Regions from separate parts of the Homo sapiens genome. Here regions 1, 2, 3, 4, 5 and 7 are each linked to region 6. The links are chromatin contacts, found by Hi-C or POLR2A ChIA-PET in ENCODE. All regions are on one chromosome and are shown on one strand. Each heading gives the region's core, a stretch centred on a gene start or an enhancer-like site at or near the end of the contact. The rest is flanking DNA. Distances are from core to core; before and after follow the strand shown.

What was found. A loop is a pair of places that touch in the nucleus more often than their neighbours do. ChIA-PET counts read pairs that join two places held with the same protein, here RNA polymerase II (POLR2A). Pooled maps may share reads with other maps.
Region 1: a loop to region 6 is called in a map of CD8-positive, alpha-beta T cell, with 20 times the contacts of the local background. The contact joins the promoter of LNP1 here to the promoter of BBX in region 6. A Hi-C loop is called at or near these places in 2 of 168 maps with a recorded cell type or tissue (CD8-positive, alpha-beta T cell and naive thymus-derived CD4-positive, alpha-beta T cell) and 8 of 50 pooled maps.
Region 2: a map of naive thymus-derived CD4-positive, alpha-beta T cell shows a loop between it and region 6 (21-fold over the local background). The contact joins the promoter of CCDC191 here to the promoter of BBX in region 6. A Hi-C loop is called at or near these places in 1 of 168 maps with a recorded cell type or tissue (naive thymus-derived CD4-positive, alpha-beta T cell) and 6 of 50 pooled maps. POLR2A ChIA-PET finds 5 or more read pairs at or near these places in 1 of 52 experiments (B cell).
Region 3: a loop to region 6 is called in a pooled map, with 13 times the contacts of the local background. The contact joins the promoter of NFKBIZ here to the promoter of BBX in region 6. A Hi-C loop is called at or near these places in 2 of 37 single-sample maps with no recorded cell type and 8 of 50 pooled maps.
Region 4: a loop to region 6 is called in a map of CD8-positive, alpha-beta T cell, with 18 times the contacts of the local background. The contact joins the promoter of USF3 here to the promoter of BBX in region 6. A Hi-C loop is called at or near these places in 2 of 168 maps with a recorded cell type or tissue (CD8-positive, alpha-beta T cell and naive thymus-derived CD4-positive, alpha-beta T cell) and 7 of 50 pooled maps.
Region 5: a loop to region 6 is called in a map of naive thymus-derived CD4-positive, alpha-beta T cell, with 32 times the contacts of the local background. The contact joins the promoter of ZBTB20 here to the promoter of BBX in region 6. A Hi-C loop is called at or near these places in 2 of 168 maps with a recorded cell type or tissue (CD4-positive, alpha-beta memory T cell and naive thymus-derived CD4-positive, alpha-beta T cell) and 8 of 50 pooled maps.
Region 7: a loop to region 6 is called in a pooled map, with 5 times the contacts of the local background. The contact joins the enhancer-like site here to the promoter of BBX in region 6. A Hi-C loop is called at or near these places in 3 of 50 pooled maps. POLR2A ChIA-PET finds 5 or more read pairs at or near these places in 2 of 52 experiments (CD8-positive, alpha-beta T cell and naive thymus-derived CD8-positive, alpha-beta T cell).

The regions. Positions count from the first base shown.
Region 1 is chr3:100,400,043-100,403,049 of GRCh38, forward strand. LNP1 (leukemia NUP98 fusion partner 1) reads left to right here and starts at 1,497. Exons shown (of 4, transcript NM_001085451.2): 1 at 1,497-2,397. TOMM70 (translocase of outer mitochondrial membrane 70) reads right to left here and starts at 1,047. Exons shown (of 12, transcript NM_014820.5): 1 at 584-1,047. The coding sequence starts at 907. RefSeq lists enhancers at 1-384, 1,066-1,175, 1,226-1,275, 1,286-1,375 and silencers at 746-825, 1,436-1,515.
Region 2 is chr3:114,055,236-114,058,302 of GRCh38, forward strand. CCDC191 (coiled-coil domain containing 191) reads right to left here and starts at 1,291. Exons shown (of 17, transcript NM_020817.2): 1 at 1,142-1,291. The coding sequence starts at 1,231. QTRT2 (queuine tRNA-ribosyltransferase accessory subunit 2) reads left to right here and starts at 1,502. Exons shown (of 10, transcript NM_024638.4): 1 at 1,502-1,629; 2 at 1,764-1,871. RefSeq lists an enhancer at 1,033-1,442.
Region 3 is chr3:101,848,158-101,850,882 of GRCh38, forward strand. NFKBIZ (NFKB inhibitor zeta) reads left to right here and starts at 1,357. Exons shown (of 12, transcript NM_031419.4): 1 at 1,357-1,760. The coding sequence starts at 1,472. RefSeq lists enhancers at 416-1,253, 1,048-1,342 and silencers at 836-2,035, 1,084-1,255.
Region 4 is chr3:113,695,382-113,698,331 of GRCh38, forward strand. It overlaps USF3 (upstream transcription factor family member 3), which reads right to left and starts at 1,261. Exons shown (of 7, transcript NM_001009899.4): 1 at 989-1,261. RefSeq lists silencers at 592-981, 1,002-1,471.
Region 5 is chr3:115,145,906-115,148,732 of GRCh38, forward strand. ZBTB20 (zinc finger and BTB domain containing 20) reads right to left here and starts at 1,383. Exons shown (of 12, transcript NM_001348800.3): 1 at 1,314-1,383. RefSeq lists enhancers at 59-168, 1,899-2,108 and silencers at 849-1,118, 1,429-1,598, 2,159-2,378.
Region 6 is chr3:107,521,308-107,524,231 of GRCh38, forward strand. BBX (BBX high mobility group box domain containing) reads left to right here and starts at 1,655. Exons shown (of 18, transcript NM_001142568.3): 1 at 1,655-1,800. RefSeq lists an enhancer at 1,272-1,321 and silencers at 1,722-2,031, 2,062-2,151, 2,262-2,331.
Region 7 is chr3:114,212,595-114,215,567 of GRCh38, forward strand. No RefSeq gene overlaps it. Among named protein-coding and RNA genes, the nearest start is that of ZNF80, 23 kb to the right of the region's middle. RefSeq lists an enhancer at 1,142-1,815. Within about 2 kb of position 1,722, at least 12 of the 41 ENCODE cell types and tissues checked have a DNase peak (open chromatin) inside an H3K27ac peak, as active enhancers do; they include CD8-positive, alpha-beta T cell, where a contact is called at or near this core.

The sequences.
Region 1 (3,007 bases), core at 247-2,746, 7.1 Mb before region 6:
AATGCCACTGAACACCATTTCACTCTTTAGAACCTGTGTAGTCTTTCTTTTTCTATGTAGAAAGCCATCTAATCGTTTTTGTTTTTGTTTTGCTTTTGTCAACTAACCGTCACTGTAGTTGCCCACTTACCCCCAGCAAAAACACACTCCAAAAGGGGGAGTGGCTCATTATTAAAAGGCTCTTAGCGATTAGGTTGTAGGCTTTGGAAATCACAGAAACAGTTCGTATCACGATGTACCAATTGTTAATCGAATTTAGCTTCCTTCACTTATTAAATACAATCATCACATTTGCAAATGCCCCACTCCCATCTACAACACTAGGGATAAATGCTGTGTCACTGAGAAGAAAAGCAAAGGATTTTTCTGAAACCAAAAGCAAACTGTCAAAGAATGCCAGTAACCTGTCATCGAGCTACTCTATGCCCTCCACTGGCAGCCAGAAATGAGTCTCCCTAAACCCAAGTGTTGTGCTGCCGCTTGGCAGCTTCCGTCTGATGGGAAGCCCCCTCACTGACACAACCCGCCAAGGAAAAGCTGCACGAGCCAGTTTCCTCCTCTACGGCCTGGGGCTGCTTCTCACCATGTCCAAGTGAGCACCGGGACCTTCAGGGTGTCCGCTGCCCGGGGCCGGACTGGCCCTGCCCTCCGGGGTCTTCCGTTCGCTGTTGCGCTTCAGGCCGCTGGCGTCGCCCCGGCCTCTGGCCTCCCGGCGCCGTTGCTGCCGACTCCACAGGTATATGGCACCCGCGCCCAGCAGCAGGGGTGCCCCGACCGCCAGAGCCAGCTGCCATCGCGGCAGCCCCCCCGTGCCCGGGCCCGCAGTCCCGCCGCCGCCCACCCCACTCCCGGAGCTCGGTACAGCGGCTGCGACCACCGCTGCCTCCACAGGTTTAGAGGCGGCCATGACAAGTGTCCTCTGCCACCGCCTCCCTGTCTGTCGCGAGCGCCACAATCACCAAACAGCGTGCGAAGGAAGACCGAGGGAGGGAAGGAAAGCAATGAGCGAGCGAGCACGCTAGGCAGAGAGAGCGGACGACAGAAAAGGGCCAGAGGTCACCGGAAGCCCAGGGCATGCCGGGCCAGACCTGGCCGTCCTTCTCCTCCAGTATCAACCGAAGAGGGAGAGGAGGGGCGGAAATCACTTCCGGGTTAAGGGAAAGCGTGGGTGTGAGTAGGAGTCTTCGGAAACCCTTTTTCTTTCTTTTCGCCCCGCTGCTGTTCGGGAGATGGACTTCTGGAGTCCCCGTCGTAGCTGGTGTTGTCCCCTCTACCTTCAGGAAAGAAGGGCAGATGGCCCTCTTGCCTACTGAAGCCGAGGAGGGGCGCGTATACAGCGGGCTAAGGGCGCTCAAGAGATCCGAGTGGAAGAAAAAGCAGCGGCACAGCACTGGAATGGGCGGGAGTGGCAGAAGAGTTGTGAAGGCTATTGGCTAGCAAGGGTGGTGGGCGGGGCGTAGACCGAGCTACCCAGTTTACTGGTCGATTTCGGATCCAGTTTTCCAGTTATAGCCACGTTGGCACCTCTTGAACCTCTGTGGCCGTTAGCACGGTTTTCTGCCCGCGTGCCCGAGAAACCAACGGATTAGAAGGACTTTTAAAGATGTGTGAGGAAAGAGCTCACCGCTGAAGAAGGCTGCTGCATCACTGAACTTCTTATCACTAACATAGCGAGATTTTAGTTTGGACGAATTTGAGGTTATAGGGGAGATAGCGATGGCAGAAGACTAGGTGGAAATGGCACATCTAGGTTGGCTGCAGTCGAAACGGTTTGAGCGTGGTCGCTGTGGCTCATCGTCGGCACCAATTAACGAAGCGATGACATCTGCGTTGTTAGGGGTTTCTTAAACTGAGTTGGTAGAAATGCGAAGCGTCAGGGTTCCCGCCGGCTTCGAGCCTTTCTTGGCGTATTTGTATCTTGAGCTGATTTCTGCGTCAGCCCACATCTCGCTCTGATCCGCACGCCCCCCGGGTTGTTTTGCAGTAGCAGTCTCAGCCCTCTTCTCGTCTCATTCCCAAATCGTAATTTCAGTTCACAGCTTTTTATCTATAATAGCTTTATCAACTCTTTTTCCGATGCTCTGCACCAGATCTCTTAAAATATAAAATTACCTTGCAAGGTATTGTTTGGAATACACGGTATTTTCATGAAGACAACTATTAATAGAAAAATCAGAGTCCAGAACTATGGTTCTCCATTTCTGGTATACTGGTTTGCAGAAGCCTTACATTAAGATTTCATAAATGATTGTTTTGCTGTTAAGTGCAACAACATCACAGTAGAGCTACATAAAGATTGAAAGGAGATATTTTATCAAGTGGCACCAGAATGGACTGATTAAAATAGAATGGCCTAATTGGAAAGAATTTCAGGATCACCGGTTTCTCCTGCTTCATGTAAGTTCCTATTAGTAAATTGCCTTCAGGCAATAGGGTTTCTTAGCAACAGACTAAAAAAATGGGCTAAAAATAGCAGTGGAATTGAGTTGATCGTTGCAGGCAATAGGCTTTTCTCCCCTCCTGATCCCCCAATCCCCAAAGGCAAATTTTCTGCCCCTTAATATAAGCTCTGCCTTGCCTTTTTCAGAACACAAGTTAGGATTTTTTTTTTTTTCTGAAATTTCAGTTTTGCTGTGGCCTCTTGGAGGATTGTAGAGTGCTAACAATTACAAACTTGATAGGAACTAAAACATATTTGAAGTTTTTTTTTTAAACCTTTTTCTTATTTATTGGAGTAAGCAATACACTGTTACGGTTAAACTCCAAAAGTTACAGAGTTTACTGTGAAAAGTCTTCCTTCAGTCCCTGTCCTCAGCTGCACAGTTCCCCTCTCCAAAGGGAATCGGTGTTATTTTCTTGAAACATTTTTTGGATTAATATTTATCTAAAGGCCTGATTTTGTTTGGCTTTATTTTTAAGGTTGGCATTAGTAAACGAATCTGTTCTGGTTACTTTTATACTTTGATAAACATCTCATTTCCATTCTCTAGCCTATGCTATTCTCTCA
Region 2 (3,067 bases), core at 41-2,540, 6.5 Mb after region 6:
TTTTTTCTCTAGGCAGTAATAATGAGCACTAGCAGCAAAAATCCTTCCTTTTGGAGTCCTAAGAAATTATTCTAAATTTTTACCTTTCATCATCAAGTCCATATCTATATCCTATCTTGGATCCAATACATTATGCAACTGATGTATTGAAATAGCAGCAGCCTCAGTTTCCAAGTCTCCCTGATGCTTCAGTCTGTGCCCTCTAGTATCTAGGGCAACATATTTGTCATGTGGAATATGTCCAATGCATTTAGCTGGTAAATTTAGAATAAATCGCAAGAACAATCGCCTGGGGCCCTCAAAAAGGCCACATACATCTACAGAATATTATTTAGGAAAGTATAACTTAAGGGTGAAAACAGCTGGTGAAACTGCTCTGTAGCTGAAAGCTGAGAAGCTTCTCCATTTTAGTACTCTCATTTAGATTTTAAGCATCTTTTTGGGGACTGTTAAAAAGGTAGTCTGTGGAAAGCACACGGTGCAACTGTGACTTTGCACATGTCACATATGTTTCAAGTTTAAAATGGGGTTATTATTTTTTTCTTATCTTCAGGTGCTAATGCATCCAAATGGGTGATAGATACGGAGAGAATCTATTTTTTGAAAGTTGGTTGAATTTAGAAATTACTATGTGAATCAAGTATTAATGTATTCAATATCCATTTGCACTCCTGAGTTTATTTAGATACTTTACGTAAAAGTGAAGGGGCAGGAATATAGGCAGGGTATTTAATGTGAAGCTCTCTCCCGTTAATAAAGATCAATTACCCCAAGATTTGCAAAAAAAAAAAAAGAGAGAGAAAAAGAAAGAAATGTGCGAGAAGTTTCCTAAAATTTAAGGTAGGGGGAACGGAGTTTGCAAACTCCTTTCACCCCGATGGGCATTAGCAGACACCTCCGGTTTTAGAAAAGCGTTACAAACAGTTCTTCCACGATGCTGCCCACCAAAGCCGTAATGTGCCCAGACCCCAGAGCTCCTAGAGCATTTCACTCAGGGTAATGCTGGCTTTGGGGCGGTCAAGGCAGGGGCGTGTCAGCTCAGGATGAAGAGGCAGGAAGCACAGACGGGCCGCGACTGGCTTCCTGACTGCGCCGCGCCTTGGGAAAGTCCCCGCCCTCCAAAGCTCTCGATTGGGATCACCTTGGGACTCGGCTTCCTTGTGAACCGTTTCCAGCGATTCAGCCCCATCCTTTTCTTTGAGAAGGACCTTCCCTGAGGCGCCAGGAGCATTTTCCAAGTTCGAGCCCGAACCTCGGCCAAAGCTGCAGCAACCGCCCTTCTGCCCGGGCTGCCTCCGGGTCACGCTGGGAATTGTAGTTCCTCCGCCCGCAAGGAAAGCAGGCATAGGACACCGTCGAACCACCACTCCCACGAGGCTCTGCGCAGGCCGCTCGCGTTGGCTCAGTTACCATAGCAACGGCAGAGGTCCCTCGCTCTTGCCGTCATCAAGGCTCGCTTGAATGTCGGCTTTGCTTTTTTTCTGGCGCCCAGTGATGACGCAGTACTCCCTGATTGGCTCTGCACTGGAGGCAGTGATTTTGGGGCAGAGAATTTTGCAACACGTGGTAGTGAACTGTGAGGAGTTTGAGGGGTCTGAAGACTGAAAGAGTCGAATGGTTTGTTGGCAGGTAAGTGCCCCTTTGCCCTGCTGGTGTGGGAGCTGCTAGAGATGGATGAGTCACGTCGCGTCCAGACGCTTCCTGGTTGTGTTGCAGTAACGGTGATTGTACTCCCGCCATGTCTCCTCTGCTTCCCTTTTCAGGGTGTCCTGGTGGATTGGTTTCTGTAAGTTCAGATTCTCATAAATCGTGTGAGCGTCGCCGACACCTCTGAGATAAAAGGGCCCCTTTCGACTAGCCTCTGCTGAAAGGTAGAGTTTTCAGGAAGTTTTTATTCCGAACTGCCCATGGGAGGGTGGGACCGTCTTCAATCTCTGAGCCAGGTGCCTAGGGAGGTCTGGGGCCATGGAGATGGCCCATGGAGCAAAGATAAATCCAGGCTTATTGGCTTAGCCGAGGTGTTTCCAGAGACAGCCCATTTAGGGGTGATAAATGGGCTTATAAAGCAGAGTAAAGATTTAGAACAGGAGTTTTGAATTCAACTACTTTGTGGCTATATGACCCTAGGCAACTTGTTTAATAACTCAGAGACCCTGTTTTCTCATGCAAAATGGGGACGATAATACCTGAATCACTGGAGTGTTGTAATGATTAAAAATAAATGTATGTGAAGCATTCTGCCAGGAAATGTAAACTAAAGTTGATTTGAAATTGGTGAAAATGAAGTTAGGGAAGCTATGCCCTCGGACTGTTGCAGCGATCCTAGGACCAGCTCTGTAACTGGTCTGTCTGAAAGGCGGTTGAATAAATTGTGCTCATACAAACTATGCAGTACCACGAAGTAGTTTTTTTCAAAAGGGTAAGTTAGCTTTATGTCTCTTCTTCAGGAAAGACGTCTAATGTTTATTCTTGAGAGAAAAGCAAATTGCAGAGAAGTGCATATATTATAGTATAATATGTTTCCATTTTTGTAAAAGCAAACCCTGACCAAAACACTCCCTCCCATATGCAAGTATGTTTAAATATTTGTATGAGAATGGAGAAAGATTGCAGAGACTGGGAGGATGGATTAGAGGCGGGAGGGAGAAAGGGAAAAGAAGAAGAACACTATAGCAAAATGGAAACTAAGATTATAATGTGCTTGTGTACCAGATGGAACTTCTAATAAGCTCCCAGCCTATTAGAGTACAGCGCTGAAAACTAGACTTCAATAATTAAAGTCCTTGCTCTGCCACTTACCAGCTGGGGATTTTATCAGCCTCAGTTTATCATACATAAAATGCAGATAATAATGGTATCTATATTATGCATTTGATCTGAGGATTAATGGAGTGAATATATAAAGAACAGTGCTTAATACATAGTAAATACCCGATAAATGTTAGTTGCTATTATTGTCTTTCTATATGTGAAATTAATTTAACTTTTATTGTGATTACTGACATTTGGAATTCTACCATCTTATTTTGTGTTTTCTATTTCTTTTTTTTGGTCTCTTTTCCTTTCT
Region 3 (2,725 bases), core at 107-2,606, 5.7 Mb before region 6:
GCTTGCAGATTAATTTTGCCTACCTAAAATTCATGTTTTCTCAATGTTTATTAAATAAAATTCCAGTGTCTCAGCTGCTGGAGGTGCTCCACCCAAAGGCACCAAGTTATCTTTTATATTTAATGCCATCTTCTCCTCTTGACAATCGTAAAAGGGGACTATACACTCTAATATGAACCCTCTCCTTAATTCTTTGCTCTTGTTCTTTCTGTAAATGCTGTGGGCCCCAATCCCACCCATCCTTTAGGACCTATCTTAAATGCCACCACCCCTGCAAAGATTTTCCTCCTGACCTCCTTTTTCCTCTACCAGACCTGTTGTTTCTCCTTTTAGGTGGCTCACTGAACTTTGTATCCCTCGTGTTATTTAATCATAATCGGTTTATTTAAACATAGCATGTGTGTACTTAACCTTATCATTCCCGCATTTTTTGCTAGTTGGACTTGAACAAATAGTTGTATAAATCCATTGGAAAAAAGTATTCAAGATAGGAAAGGCCAAAATTACTGTGTTAGTTTATCAGATAGTGTAAAGCTATGCAGAATTTTAAAAGTTATATCTACATATACTACAGCACCTACATGTTTGTGTATTATTTTGCTAAGATGGCTTTGTTCTAGTATTGAAGGATACAGAAGTGTGGCATTACTTTTTATTCATGGCTGCACCTAAAACATTATTTGCGTCCCAGCAGATAATTTGAGAACATAAAAATGCTCCAACATCTCTTTCAGTTCGGGATGTTGCCTAAAACCGTCGACAAACGCTATGTTTGAGAAGGGAGGCTACGCTGGGGCGCCGGAGGAGACAGGCCCTTAAGAACCTTCCAGAGATGCCTTAACTGGGCTAACAGCTCGCCGCGCCGGGGCAGGCAGAGGGGTGCGGGGCGCGCTCCTTCCAGGACTTGCCAGTCCCCAAGAACCAGGCCAACCGGTTCCCTCCACTGACTCCCGCCTCCCTCTGCAGGCCCAGCCCTGCGCCGCGCGCCCTCTCCCCGGGCGCCCAGGCCCGGCGGGGGCCTAGAGGGCAGGGATGGCCCGGGCGAGGGACGGGGTCCCGGAGGCGGGAGGCGGGAGGCGGGAGGCGGGAAGCGGGAGGCTGGAAGCCGCGCGCTGTCGGGGTTTCCCGGTGAAGGGCAGGCAAACAACCGGTCGGTCTGGGCGGAGCCGGGCGGGCGGGGCGAGGGCGGAGGGCGGAGGGCGCATTGCCTCATCCTGTACATTTTACTGGAAATCGGACGCATCCGGAGGAGGGGCTGGGAGGCGGCCCGGGCACCGCCAATGGCCGGGCCGGGCGCCGGGGAGGTCGGCGAGCGCTGCGGCCCGTTAAATACCCTGGCAGTCCCGCGCCGCGCCCGTACTGGCCCGCGCCGTCCGCCCGCCGACAGCTCCCTGAGCCAGCCCGGGAGGCAGCCGCGCGCAGCGAGCCGGTGGCGCAGGTGTCGGGGTCCTCGAGCGCCCAGCCTGGGAGCATGATTGTGGACAAGCTGCTGGACGACAGCCGCGGCGGAGAGGGGCTGCGGGACGCGGCGGGCGGCTGCGGCCTCATGACCAGCCCGCTCAACCTGAGCTACTTCTACGGCGCGTCGCCGCCCGCCGCCGCCCCGGGCGCCTGCGACGCCAGCTGCTCGGTCTTGGGCCCCTCGGCGCCCGGCTCGCCCGGCTCCGACTCCTCCGACTTCTCCTCTGCCTCGTCGGTGTCCTCCTGCGGCGCCGTGGAGTCCCGGTCGAGAGGCGGCGCCCGCGCCGAGCGCCAGCCAGGTACCCGCCGGCCCCGCACCGCTGCGTACTCGGGGCGCGCACGCCTAGGAGGTTGGGAGCGGGACTCCCCAGATGGAGGGTGGCCCCTGCGCCCTCCTTAGAGCTAGGACGTACGCACCTTAGCCATCAATTACCACTCCCCGCCTTGCCCGGGCCGGGCGCCTGCCTGACCTACACGCCCTTCGCCGGCCCGCGGAACCGGCTCCCTCCCGCGGGCCTCGGGGGGGCTTCAGAAACCGCTCGGCCGAGCTCTGACTGCCGGGCGAGTGACCAGGAGATCGCTCGCTCTCTAAGAAGCAGCTTTGTTGAGTCATAATTAATAAACTATGATGAGATTTGGGGTCTGATGTAGGTGTAATTTTCTTCTTGTGAATATTTTAGTGGAAAGCTGTAGCAGAGGATAAGGGTTTGGGAATAGCGTTAAAGGTCATGACTTATTTCTCAGTTTTTATGGAATTTTTCAGTAAAAAGACTTGACCGTCAAAGAAAAGGAAACTGCTGTTATCAAGGTGAAGCCGGGCTGAAAACCAACTCAAGTTATGCCTTTAGTTTGGCGAGTTTCGGAAGTCTGCCCGGAATTTTTGCGGTCTTGTTTTTGTTGTGTGTGCCTTAAAAAAAATGGATAAGCCATATCTAGCAGAGAAAGACGTAATGTTATCTTTCATGGGCTGCGAATTGGTTTCCTTTCTTAGTGAACCGAGTTGCATAATTTGGGGGAAAACAGGATGCCCCTGTGGGTAGGCTAGAAAAACGCCTCGATAATTGAACGTTGAGAGTAATTAGCATGATTTTAAAGAACGTCTCTTTCCGGTGTTTCCCACTCTTAGCCACTCCTGTTTTGGTTGTCATTTATTTTAAAAAGTGATATCTCATTTTCATTTTAAGTCATTTAAAATCATGCGAAAAGCGATTTAAACCACTGCGTAGCAGATCCAGAAAGAATATGTGTTTAGGACCTTTTCTTA
Region 4 (2,950 bases), core at 11-2,510, 6.2 Mb after region 6:
AAGGCAGGTTTGTCTGTTTGGTTTTCTTTACAAAAGAGCAAACCTGGGAATATGTTTCAGGATCCATGTAACTCACCGTAAGATTTATTCAAGAAATCTGTACGTTGTTTATAGGTAAGGAAATGTCTTCTTTGCCTACACAGTTGGCCACGACTGTCTTGATCTGTGTGGTGTTAGGTTACTGTATCTACTTGATGGTAAAAATGTTACAAGAACGGAAGTTGAAATTCTGCACTTTGGTTTATGCAGTCTCATATTTCCAGATAAAGTTAATAAACGCAAAGGACCATATCCCAATGTAACGAGGAGGGTTGGGAGGACAAGCTTCAAGAACGAGTGGGGTGAATTCAACTATCAAAATTGTAAACATGAACAAGAGTCCAGGAATCTTATATTTCATCCGGATACATGAAAGTAGATTTCAAGAGTTGGTCATTCACTTGCACTGCTTCTACTCAGAAAGCAAAAGAACGGCTTCTAAAAAGAAAACACAAGCCTAACACTTCGACAGAGGGGTGAGAGGGAAAAAGCAAGCCACATGAGTCTGACGAACGGGTACGAAAGAAATTCAGAGGGCAAGGAAAGAAGGGGAATGAAGAAGACAGGAAAAGGTGAAGGAGGCGGGCAAAGGCCATCTGGTGTGAACCTGGCTGCCCAGCTCTTTATGCACCCAGGGCAGCGTGGGGCCCCTCTCGCCCCGCGCGCATCTAGGAGCTGGGGCGCAGTGCGAGCCCCCCACGGGCCTGGCAGCCGGGGACGCAGGGCGGGCGGGAGATGAGGGGTGCGCTCGCCGCGGGCGCTGACGCCCCACCAGGTGCCGCACGCAAGGGTCCCCAGGAAGGAGGCGCACTTAGCGCAGCCCTGGCCTCCCGGAGCAGGAAGGGGGTGGGTGGAGCTGAGCCCGGGGCCGCCCTCCGGAGCCGCCCCCGCAGCCCTGGCCCCCGCCCCCCGCCCCGGCTGTCAGCGGCCCCCTCCCGCAGTCACTTACCCGCCGGCTGCGCGGTCTCGGCCGCGGTGGCGGCGGCGACGGCGGCGACCCCCGCCTGGGTCATGATCCCAGGAGGGGAAGGCAGGAGTGTCTGACCGTCTGGGCGAATCTCTCCGTCCGCGGCCACCGCCTGCTCCTCCGGGGCTGGGGGAGCGCGGGCCCAGGCCCTCCTCTCCCCCCGCCCCCGCCGCCTCTTTTTGCGGCCACCGCAGCCGCTGCGAGCCCGAGCCCTCAAGGCCGGAGACCCGGCGGCAGCGCGGCCTCAACTTTCCCAGCCCCCCTCCCCCCGCCCCTCCCCGCCCCTCCCGCGGCCGCAGCTCAGCAAGCGAACAGCCTACCCTGGGCGCGCCGCGTTCCCGCCTCTTTCACTCAACCCGCCAATCAGGCTGCGGGAACGCTGCCGTGGTAGCCAATAAGAAGACAGAATGCCGTTGCACTACGCTAGAGGGCGGGAGGAGGCGGAGAGGAAACCAAGGAGTGAACGGGGATCGGGCGGCCCAATGAGGAGGGCCGGGGGGCGGAGGTGTGCAAGTTGGGTTGAAGAAACAGGAAATATTCTTAAAGGTAGAGTGACGGACAGGAAGGAAAGCCAGTAGGTGAATGGGAAAGAGGTGGGCCTGGTTCCTTAAAGGGGACGCCTTGAGAACCTAGAAAAGAAGGTGTTTTAAGAAACTTCTTTGTATCTTCTTCTGTGGTCTCTTTTCTTCGTCTTTCGGTAGGAGTTTGGAAGTGGAAAAATTGAAAAGGAAGAGGGCACGGAAGTCTTTCGGAATAGTTAGCCCCTCTTAACGTGGAGGGCAGGAAGGTGAGAAGATACGTCTTAGTAAATGTGGAGAAGAAAGAATCAGACGTTTCCGACTTCTCGATAACTGGAAGATTGTTGCTGACTTGACGCTGCTCGCATTCGTAGGCTGTGGTCTCTTGTCATCCTTTATTTGCAACAACACACAGATTTCTGTGAATTGGAGATGGCCATGTTCAGAAATGCCCTGGGGGCCTCCCAGCTGGGACAAGGGAGTTTGGCATTGGGGGATGGGGTTTGAGATCTCAAGCCTGGGTTACTAAATACCTGGATCTAGGAGAGGTAGGGCCAGGGGTCACGAAATGGAGACCTGAGTGCCCCTTAACTCCAGGATCTGTGTGGAGCCCTTGGAACCGTGATCACAACTCCCTCTTCCTAGTTTCGCTTCATATTTTATAACCTCCTGCTGAAACAGGTGTCCTCCACCTAGTTGCGGTTATAGATTTCCAAGCCCTTCCACAACCAGATTTGGAAATATCCCAGATCTTAGATGTCCGTGGGCTAACTTCCAGAAGGTGCACACAGGGCATGGCATAATGGGAATTACTTGAGCCTGTATACAGAAGCAGCAGACATCGCATTGAGCAAAAGGGTAAAGGCTAACAGTAACGGAGTCTTATGTTTGTACAGCAGATTGAAAAGCTATGATGAAACGGAAGGCCTGTAATGTTGCTTATAAACTGTGGTACTAATAAACAGGCTAGAAATTTTCTTTAACTCATCCATCTAGGCACACGAAGTTCTAATTAGCCTTTGAACAGACTTGGCACATCCAAATCAAAACTGCAGATAAGAAAGATTCTACGAGTCAGAGCCATAATAGCAATGCTAATAACATCACCATAAAATTGTATAGTATTGGTATGCTCAGCCATAGGAAACAATTTCCAGTGTGTTCAGAATACAAGGTATTTCTCGTTAACAAATATCATATCCAGGGTGTGCATGATTTCCTAAACAACTGCAATGCATCAATTCTAAAGTAAAAACAAATAGTTTTGATGATTCATGAAACAGAATTTAACCATTCCTTTAGATCACCTTTAAAAAATACACATTAATATATTTCTGGCACGATATAGACGTAGAAAAGAAGAACAATTTCCGTTTGATAAAGATCAGAATATTAGCTTTTTAAATTAATCCTTATTACCTAAGTG
Region 5 (2,827 bases), core at 133-2,632, 7.6 Mb after region 6:
CTTGAAAACATTGGGTGAATGGCCTCTATAATTTTTTTAGCTGAAATGTATACACCGCCACGCAGTGAGGAAACTTGACTTTAGCACCCTTTTGGTATTTTTAATAGAAAAAACAGTGGAGAAGATTTTCACATGTCTAGAAAGGTAACATGTTCAACTTAGGTTTGGCCAATGCTGATTCTGAGGACAGTACTACACCCGCAAGCTTCCAAACTACTTCCTGATTCATTCAGATTTTCATTGGAGAGCTGTCATCCTGCTACTGACCTCATTCAACCCAGTTCGGAGTGAGAGATCAGCGGATTACCGCGCTAGGTACCGTAGCTGTACGCCATATTGTGTTTTTCGCTAATGTTTAGTTTGTGTGTGTGCCTAGCATATGTTTGTGCAAGTGTGTTTATCAATAGAACTTTTAGAAAATCCCTGCCTCCTGCCTCTTCAGCATCCTTAAAAAGGATAACAGCTGGGGGCGGGGGGTGGGGGGAGGACCCAAAAGCCACACAGACAGGAATACATTAAACAGTGTACGAGAGACGGCATTTGTTTTAAACTTTCAAGAACCTTCCAACCATTTTTATATCAGGAATCAAAAAGTGTTAACATGTTTTAATGTTTCCGAAGTGGCCCAAAGAAGAGAAAGAAGGAAAGGTGTGTCTTCCCTTCCCAAGCCCCCTCCTCTCTAGTCGTAGAAGCGAAGCAGGCGGGGGCCGGGAGCTCCGGCGTCTGGAGAGACATCCAGCGGCTGTGGGGCCAGGACACCTCCTGCCCCCCAGTTCTCTGAAGACGCTCCAGAGACCGCGAGAGCCACGGCAAGCGGGGGAGGGCGAGGAGGGAGGGGGCAGAAGACAAGCGGGCGCCTCTAGCAGCTCCTGAGCCCCGGCTAGTCCCCCTCAGCTCCTCTTCTTGGAAGCAGCGGCTCCAGGCGCAGGGAGTAGAGAGAAGAAGGCAGAAGACACGTTTCCAGCTGCGGGACGTCCCGCCCGCCCCGCCACCCTTCGACCCTCCCGCGCCTCCCTCCCACCTCCCCGCCGGGTCGGGCGAGGCAGCCGCCGGGCGCTAAGAAGGGCGCCGGGGGAGGGGGCGCGGGCGGGGCGGGGCGGGGCGGGGCGCGGGGGCGCGCGCGCTCATCCAGCTCAGGGCCCGCTGGCTCGCCGCTCTGTAACTCGCTCCCCCAACCCCACCCCGCTCCCCTCCTTCCCAGTCCCGCCGCCCCCCACTCCAGGCGCCTCGCAGACGCCTCATCCCCCTCGGCACGCACACACTCCTCCCTCTCTCCCGCCCGTCCCACAACAAATTAGAGTTTGTGGCATTACCTCCTCGCGCTCTTTAATCTTCTTTCCTCAACTCCTAAACTTCCCCCCGCCCCTACTTCTTCGGCAGAAGGCCCACATTGGACGCTTCACTCCGCGAACCCTCTATCTCTCCCCGCTATAGGATAGCTCTCACGCCAATCTTGGCTTCAGTGAGCCAATGAGAATGGGACGCCCCTCGTGAGGTTGCCGCCCATAAACAAAATGCACTCTTCCTTCTCCCCTCCGCCCCCCCGTCCCCGCCCCTTTCTTCCTCTTCCCTCATCTCTGTCACCTTCGATTGGGCTAAAAGAGGCCCAATCCGCTATCTCAAACATCCATTGGGACGCGGAAACTTCGCTCAGAGAAGTATTAACAGGCGATTGGTGGACAATCCTTCCACTTCGCCCACCCCCACAACCCCCTCCCCCCGCCGCACCTTCACCCTTTCTGAAAAGGTCAATCGTATCTCGTTGTTCAGTGATCCGGGAGGTGGAAGGCTATTGGTTCAGGGAGCCCGTCAGACCGGACTGGAGTGAGCCATGATTGGTCGACACAGGCGCAATCAGGTTAGGTTGCTTACTCCTCCGCTCCTCCCTCCTTTTCCTCCACGCCCCATCTCCCCCACCCCCTACTGCTTTTACTTTCTACGCATTTCTATTTCCTCCTTTATTTATTTATTTGTGATAAACTTAAATGACCCGGCGACGGAGGCGGTACTCTAGGAGAAGGCTGAGGATGACGAGCGGCGGCCTGGGGCCAATTGCCGAGAGGGCTGCGGGGTGAGGGGCAGCGGCGGTGGCCAGTGAGAGGCAGGTGTCTGGAGCGCGCTGGGCCTGTGGAGCCGGGATGCCCCAGCGGAGGCGGCGGTTACCCGCTGTCTGGCGCGGCGAGCTGCGCCGGGGGAGCCGCGGGAGCGGAGAGGGGGGTGTCGCTGTCTTGGACAGCTGAGGCAGCGGGATGGAGGCTGGATCCCGGGCGGTGGGTGGGAAAGCCGGAGGGAGGGTCTGGCTGGCGGCAGCGCGCAAGGCCGCACCGGGTCACGCTTGATTCCCGCGGAATGGGGCGCAGGTTGCCAGACCGGGTCCCCAGTGCTAGGGCTCAAGGAAGAATTTGTTCATGCAGAAGATTTAGAAAAATACTATGTAAAAGAGTTTGGAGTAAGCCTCCCTTAATATAAATGAGATTTATTATCCTGCCGGAAAAAGCAGATTATGTTTCTTATTACTGAACGCCTGAAGTACCAACGACTCAACCAGAGCCCACAGAATTCAATATCCTGGGTGGTAAAAGGAACAAATAAAGCAACACGGAAAATTAAGTGTGGTTCAAATGCTTCAATAAAATCTTCGTCCTCAACCATTTGTCATTCAACATAGCACTCCCCAGAGCCAAATTCTTACCAAATATTGGTCCAGTACTCAGGCATTGGAGAAAAAAATGAGGCTGAAGTCCAGCAGGAAGCCCAGGATAGATTCCTAAAAAGGATTTCTTACAAGGGCCAAGATGGGAGGGTTGGGGAAATCGCTTTTCACTAT
Region 6 (2,924 bases), core at 405-2,904:
CAGCTTACTCGGGAGGCTGAGGTGGGAGAATCTCTTGAACCCGGGAGGCGGAGGTTGCAGTGAGCTGAGATCACGCCATTGAACTCCAGCCTGGGCTACAGGGTTAGACTCCATCTCAAAAATAAAATAAAATAAAATGCTGTGATTTTTTATATACTTTTCCTTTTAAAAATGATTTTTCTAAAAAAATAAACATCACATTTCTAAATACCACTTTGTTTTCTGAACTTTTTAAACTTTTCTGATTTTGTTTCTCTTTCTCCCTCTTACACAGGAGTGCTCACATGCACACATACACTCTTTTAACAACTTTATGGATGCGAGAGAAAAACCTTAAGACAGCATCAAGGAAATAAAAGGGGAACTGAAATAAGTTGCCCTAGTTGGGTTTTCTTTAAGTTTTAAAGCTACTTACCTAGGCCATAAAATCGTAGTGTTTATGTAATCTCCAAAATGTTTGTATTTGAGAATAATTCACCAACTCTTAAAACGGAAGGAACCCTAAGAAAACATCTAGGCCTAAGATAATGCCTGACACATAGTAGATGCTGAATAAACATTTAATTGAGGGAATCTGGAAAAGCTTCTTATTTTAATCTTAAAAATCAAAACCAAGTCTGAGCATTGGAGAGGTTAAGTAACTTGCTCAAGATTGCTCAGCTGGTTAAAGAGTTTAATCTACAATTTATTCCTTCTAATTTCCAGCTTTGACTTCTTTCCACCAACCTGTTGACTTATGTGTATTGAACTGTCTCATATAATCTTCTGAAGTTGCATTGTTGAAAAACAATCAGAAAGACCAGTCCTGAGGTTCATCATCTCCAAAAGTCATGCAACATATGATGTTCACATGAGATGTGAAATATGTAAAGAGTCATATATTTTTATATATAATATGCAAAATATAAATCATGTATATATTGAATCAAAGGTCTGTTTTGAAGGCTAAGGGTCAATAGCCAATCTTCCATGACTTATTTTACCTAACAGCACAGTTTGCATGTCCACACAGGTGATGGCAGTCCACTGACCAGTTAAAAGTTGTTTGGCTATTTCAGCAAAATGTTTATCTTTGTGTGTTGTTATATTGATTTTTTTGAATCTACCTACGAATGAGGCACTAACAACCTCAATGCATTAGAGTCCTGATAAACTTATCTTGCACTATTTTGGCCTATGTGATAGCTAACCCATTGACAAAAGAAATCCAAGGTGATAAAAGCCTTTCTTGGCCACTTGTTAGCCGGGTCAGGCTGTAAAATCGTAACACAATGCAGGCCTCTTCCATGGGGCACCAAAAGGCAGCGATGAAAAACCCCCCTCACTTCCATATCCAGTGGAGTTGTAGTTTATTACCATAACCCTCCCAAGTCAAAAGGACACCAGTTTCAAGCCTTGCAACTTGGTGCAGACAGGGGTTTTCCCCTTTACCCCACTCTGCTGGGCCTCTTTACCTGTCCTCTCCTACTGTCTACAGGTCCCGAACATTAGAAAATAGAAAATGTGATGATCTTTGTGTGTCTCTGTAAAATGTGTGTATGTGTGCGTGTGTTTGGGTGTAACGGGCCTCTTGTTTGGCTGCGCGGCCTGTCCGTCACTGCGCGGGCCAATGGCAGGCTGCCTTATATAAAATGAGTGTTTTCAGTCTCTCCGGGTTGCATGTACTGTATGTGGAGCAGTGTACAGTGAAGCGGAGGCAGAGCGGCTCCGCGAGCTTCTCTCCACTTTCCCATAGAGAAACCCTGACTGGCCGCTGAGGGCTAGCTACACACACGCCCTCACGCCCGGCGAGCCCGCGAGGTAGGCGCCCCCCATCCCCAGCCCTCCCTGGGCGCACTCCCCTCACTTTCTGTTTTCCTACTCACTTGCGAGCCGCCGGGCTGCAGCCCCAAGGACTCCGCGGCAGGAGCAGCGGCGGCGGCGGCGGCGGCGGCGGCGGCAGCCGGTAGGGTGGACTTGAGGAAGACGGAGGGAACCCCGCGCGTCCGGAGCCGCCGCCAGCCGGCCCGCTCCCTGGGCACTTTCCCCCTCCGCCAAAACTTTGGGTCGGGAGAGGTCGGGGGCGAGGGTCGCGGCGGCCGCGCCGGCTGGGGCCGGGGGGCGGGGGGCGCTGAGGCAGTGCCCTGCGAGCGGGAGGCTGGGGGCCGGGCTGGGGAGTAGTAGGCCAGCCGGTGCCAGGCTGCGTTTGCAACCAGCACCTCTCGGCACACAGGCAGCGCCGCCTGAGAGGGGCACGGGCGCCGGGGCGCGGGCTGGAGCGGCCCCAGGAAAACAACAACAGAGCCCTCACGCCGGCGGGCGGCTCGTGGCCGCCCGGGGAGCCCCAAACTTCATCTCGGCGAAAGTACGTGGAGCCCTGCCTGGTCTCGGCTGCCGGGGAGGTGGGGCCTGGGGAGCAGGGGCAGTGGAGGAAGGTACGAGGAGCCAGCCTTCGGTGGATTTATTGAACGTTTCGTCTGCGTTGGTGACCGGGAACAGCAGCCCAGTTGCTCGTTCATCTGGAGAGTTGGGATTTGGGTGTTCCGGCCCCGCAGATCAGTGCCCTCTCACCCCCCACCCCTACCCAAATGCGCGGCGAGTAGAGAAAGTGCTGTTTTAGTGCCAGAGTAGCCTGGAGGAAGAATAGGGGGAGAGGGGGAAGAGGGCGAGGGAGAAGGGGAGAGAGAAGAGGGAGGGAAGGGGGGGGAGAGAGGGAGACAGAGAGAGAGGGAGAGAGAGAACGGGAGGGAAGAGAGGAGGGGGAAGAGGAGGAGGGAGGCTGTGTCAGGATTTTGCTTGAATGTGGGATTATGTTGTGTCAATAAGTTTAAGGTGGAGAGAGCGAGGCTGAGGGTGGTGGTGGAGGGGAGGAGGAAGGCCTTGGCCGTTTAAAGTCTTATTTCTGAAGGTAAGTTACGGCTTTGCCTGGTCGCGATGACAGAAAA
Region 7 (2,973 bases), core at 472-2,971, 6.7 Mb after region 6:
CCCAATTGGCATTCTAGGCAATTTCTTGAAAGGACATTCCTTGTCTTCTTCTCACACGGCTTGAGTGAGTACACTTTGTGCTAGGAGCAAGATCCAGCCCATCCCAGGCTGAGATCTCTTTCTGTCCTGGTTAGGAACAGGGGCCAAGAGAGGCTGCCATGGGAAACACATGGCTCAGCCTGAGATGAGCATTCTCAGCAGACTCTTACTTCCATTACAAGCAGCAGTAGTAGGAAGCAATGTTTTTGGAGAGCGTCCACTGCACTCTCCTTGGTCTTGCCAGTGAAGTGCAGGGGCGGGGACCAGCTCACCTTCACATTCCTGGCCATGAAGGTGAGAATGGATCCAGACAATAATGTGTTTTCATTTGTGGTTGCTTATCTTTTGTCTCCAACTGGCAAGCTGGAATGATGTTGGCACCACACGACAACAGCAGGGAGTCACAGCCTTTTCATAAATGCATGGAGAAATGAGGCATCAGCAGGTACAGGTTACAGTGACTCAGGTGGGGCACAGGAATTTCATGATTTTAAAAAAGGATTCCAGATTCTTCTGTTCTCCTTGCCAAAGGCTAGTCAATTTTCCCAGTTGCTTCTCTATTGCCCCCATCTTATTCAAAACTGCACAAATTCAAATGACCCCACTTCATCTAGACAAAAACGTAAAAAGAAAAGACAGTCAATCAAGATTCTGCTTGATTAACATCTTGGGAGAAGGCTAACATGAGTCTTCAGGGATGAAAATAAATGGCTCTGAGCCTGGGCTGTGGTCATAAACCTGACCTTGTCACTGCCTAAGCGAGGAAAGCAATGGAGGAAATTAGAGCTCTCGTTCCAGTGTGATTACAATTGTACCCTTAACAGGACATGACAATGTTTTTTGGCATTCAATTATGTTTTGCTATGCGTGCATGCATACACTCACACACTCACACACGCAGAGCTAGAATTGAAATCATCTCAAGTGAGAATTCTTGTGATGCATTTAAGGGGCCTGCATTTGACAAGTTGCTACCTAGTTATGGACTAAAATCTCACCAGGCACCCCCATAGCTTATCGCCTGTCATTTCAAAACAAAGACATCCTGCTTCCCCTTTCTGTGTCACACCTCATCGACTCATTCTCAGCAGACTCTTACTTTCATTACAAGCTCGGTGCCACCTCCCGGACTTTCATCAGATGAAAACTTGAAAGAAAAAAAAAACCCATTCCATGTTTTGACTTGGACTCTAGGTGTTGTTATTCTCTCAGTCCAGCTTGAGAAAAAAAAAAAAAAAAAGCCCACCCCACGAGGGGGCAGGCCTGCTTTCCTGTCTCCTGCCACCACACAGTCTCTGAAGTGTGTGAAGAAGAGAGGAAGAGACAATTAACACTCAGCACCAATCTGCATTTCCTTTTTAGCTGCCATTTACACGCTGCTCAGGTTTTGAAAACCAGCATTTCATGCTACTCCCTAGAGAGCCAGCACCAGCTTCAGCAGGATCCATCTGCACAGCACTCACATTGCTGAAATCTTCAGCCAACCCAGAATTCATTTATTTATTTTTTGAAAAAAAATGAGAGAGAGGAAGTGAGAGAGTACGAGTGAGAGAGCAAGCAAGCGGGTGAAAATAATAGATTAGAATCTGGTAATATTTAATGCGCACGCTTGACCAATCCCTGCGCTGGTCCAGGCAGGGGTGAGTCAGTGGAGTTTTTCTTTGATCATCTTCTAGATTAGTGTGAGCAGCGAGCGAATGAGCAAGAGCGTGTGACAACAGAGGATGACAGGCTGTGAGGTTCGAAGCAGGAAGGACACACTCCATAAGTCTCGGCACTGCTCATCAGCCCATGTGTCAGCACGCTCTTGCTGATGGGAGCAGCGGGGAGAAACGCCATACTGGGAAGTCACTGCTGGTGTGGGACAAGTTACAAGATGCTTCTGGGGGAGGAAAATGTGTATCATCAACTCCTCAGGTCTGGCCAACTTGCTTTATTTCCTTTAGCCCCCAAAGGGTGGAGCATTGAAGCATAATAGCTTCAATAAGCTTTGTTATTTTAACATTATTATTTTTTAAACTGAATTCACCACCACAGGAGGTCACAGAGTCAATGGTCACAGCTGGCTTTTAAAAAAGGGTTGAGTCACTTTGTGATTGATAAAACAGACTCAGCCTGAGATGAGGGCAATCAGGTTTCCTGCTTGAAGGCATCAGTTGATCACTACAGGGGTCGGAAAGAAGTGTTTTTCTTACGCAAGTTCTGGCATAATAGTCTAGGTGAATGCAAAAAAAAAAAAAGTTAGTCTTTTGATTTGTTTGTTTTTGTTTCTAAGAGAGAGCAGAGCTAAAAAGCCCATCCTTACCTCAGTAGACCAATGAGTGGTCTGATTCCATCTGGCTCTGCTGCTCAGATGGCAGTTGTGATGATAGTCATGCTACAGACACATTTACCAACTAAGCAGTGCAGACAGTACTCTGCATTGGCCCAGATTTACCTAGGAACAAGCACAGGTGTGCTCAGATAAGGAAAATACCTTAGGTCAGGAGGTGGGGTGAGCACATGGTTGTTAAAATAGAATTTAGTGAGTTAAAAAAAAAACCAGCAAACCAACACAAGACTCATAAGTACCCTATAGTATCTGCGGATGCCGTTACACGTCAAGTTAAACCACATCTTCTCAGGATACAGGGGTGTTTTGCAGCTCTCACATTAACACAGATGTGTAACGTGGGTTTCTCAGCCTATCAGAGATGGGGCAAGATAGGGTTATAATAAACAGCTTTTGTTTTTTTTGGCTCTGCCCTTACTAGGGGAGACTTCCAACCTTACCAATTCTCAAATAGTTCTTGGAGTCCCTGGTGAGAAGGATGCCCCTCTTCCACCATTCTGACTTAATGACACTGGAGCCACACTGCATGGGTTCAAATCCCAAACTCATTCCTCCACTCAAAATGTATTTAAGGGAGTGCCCACTGTGAACTTGACATTATT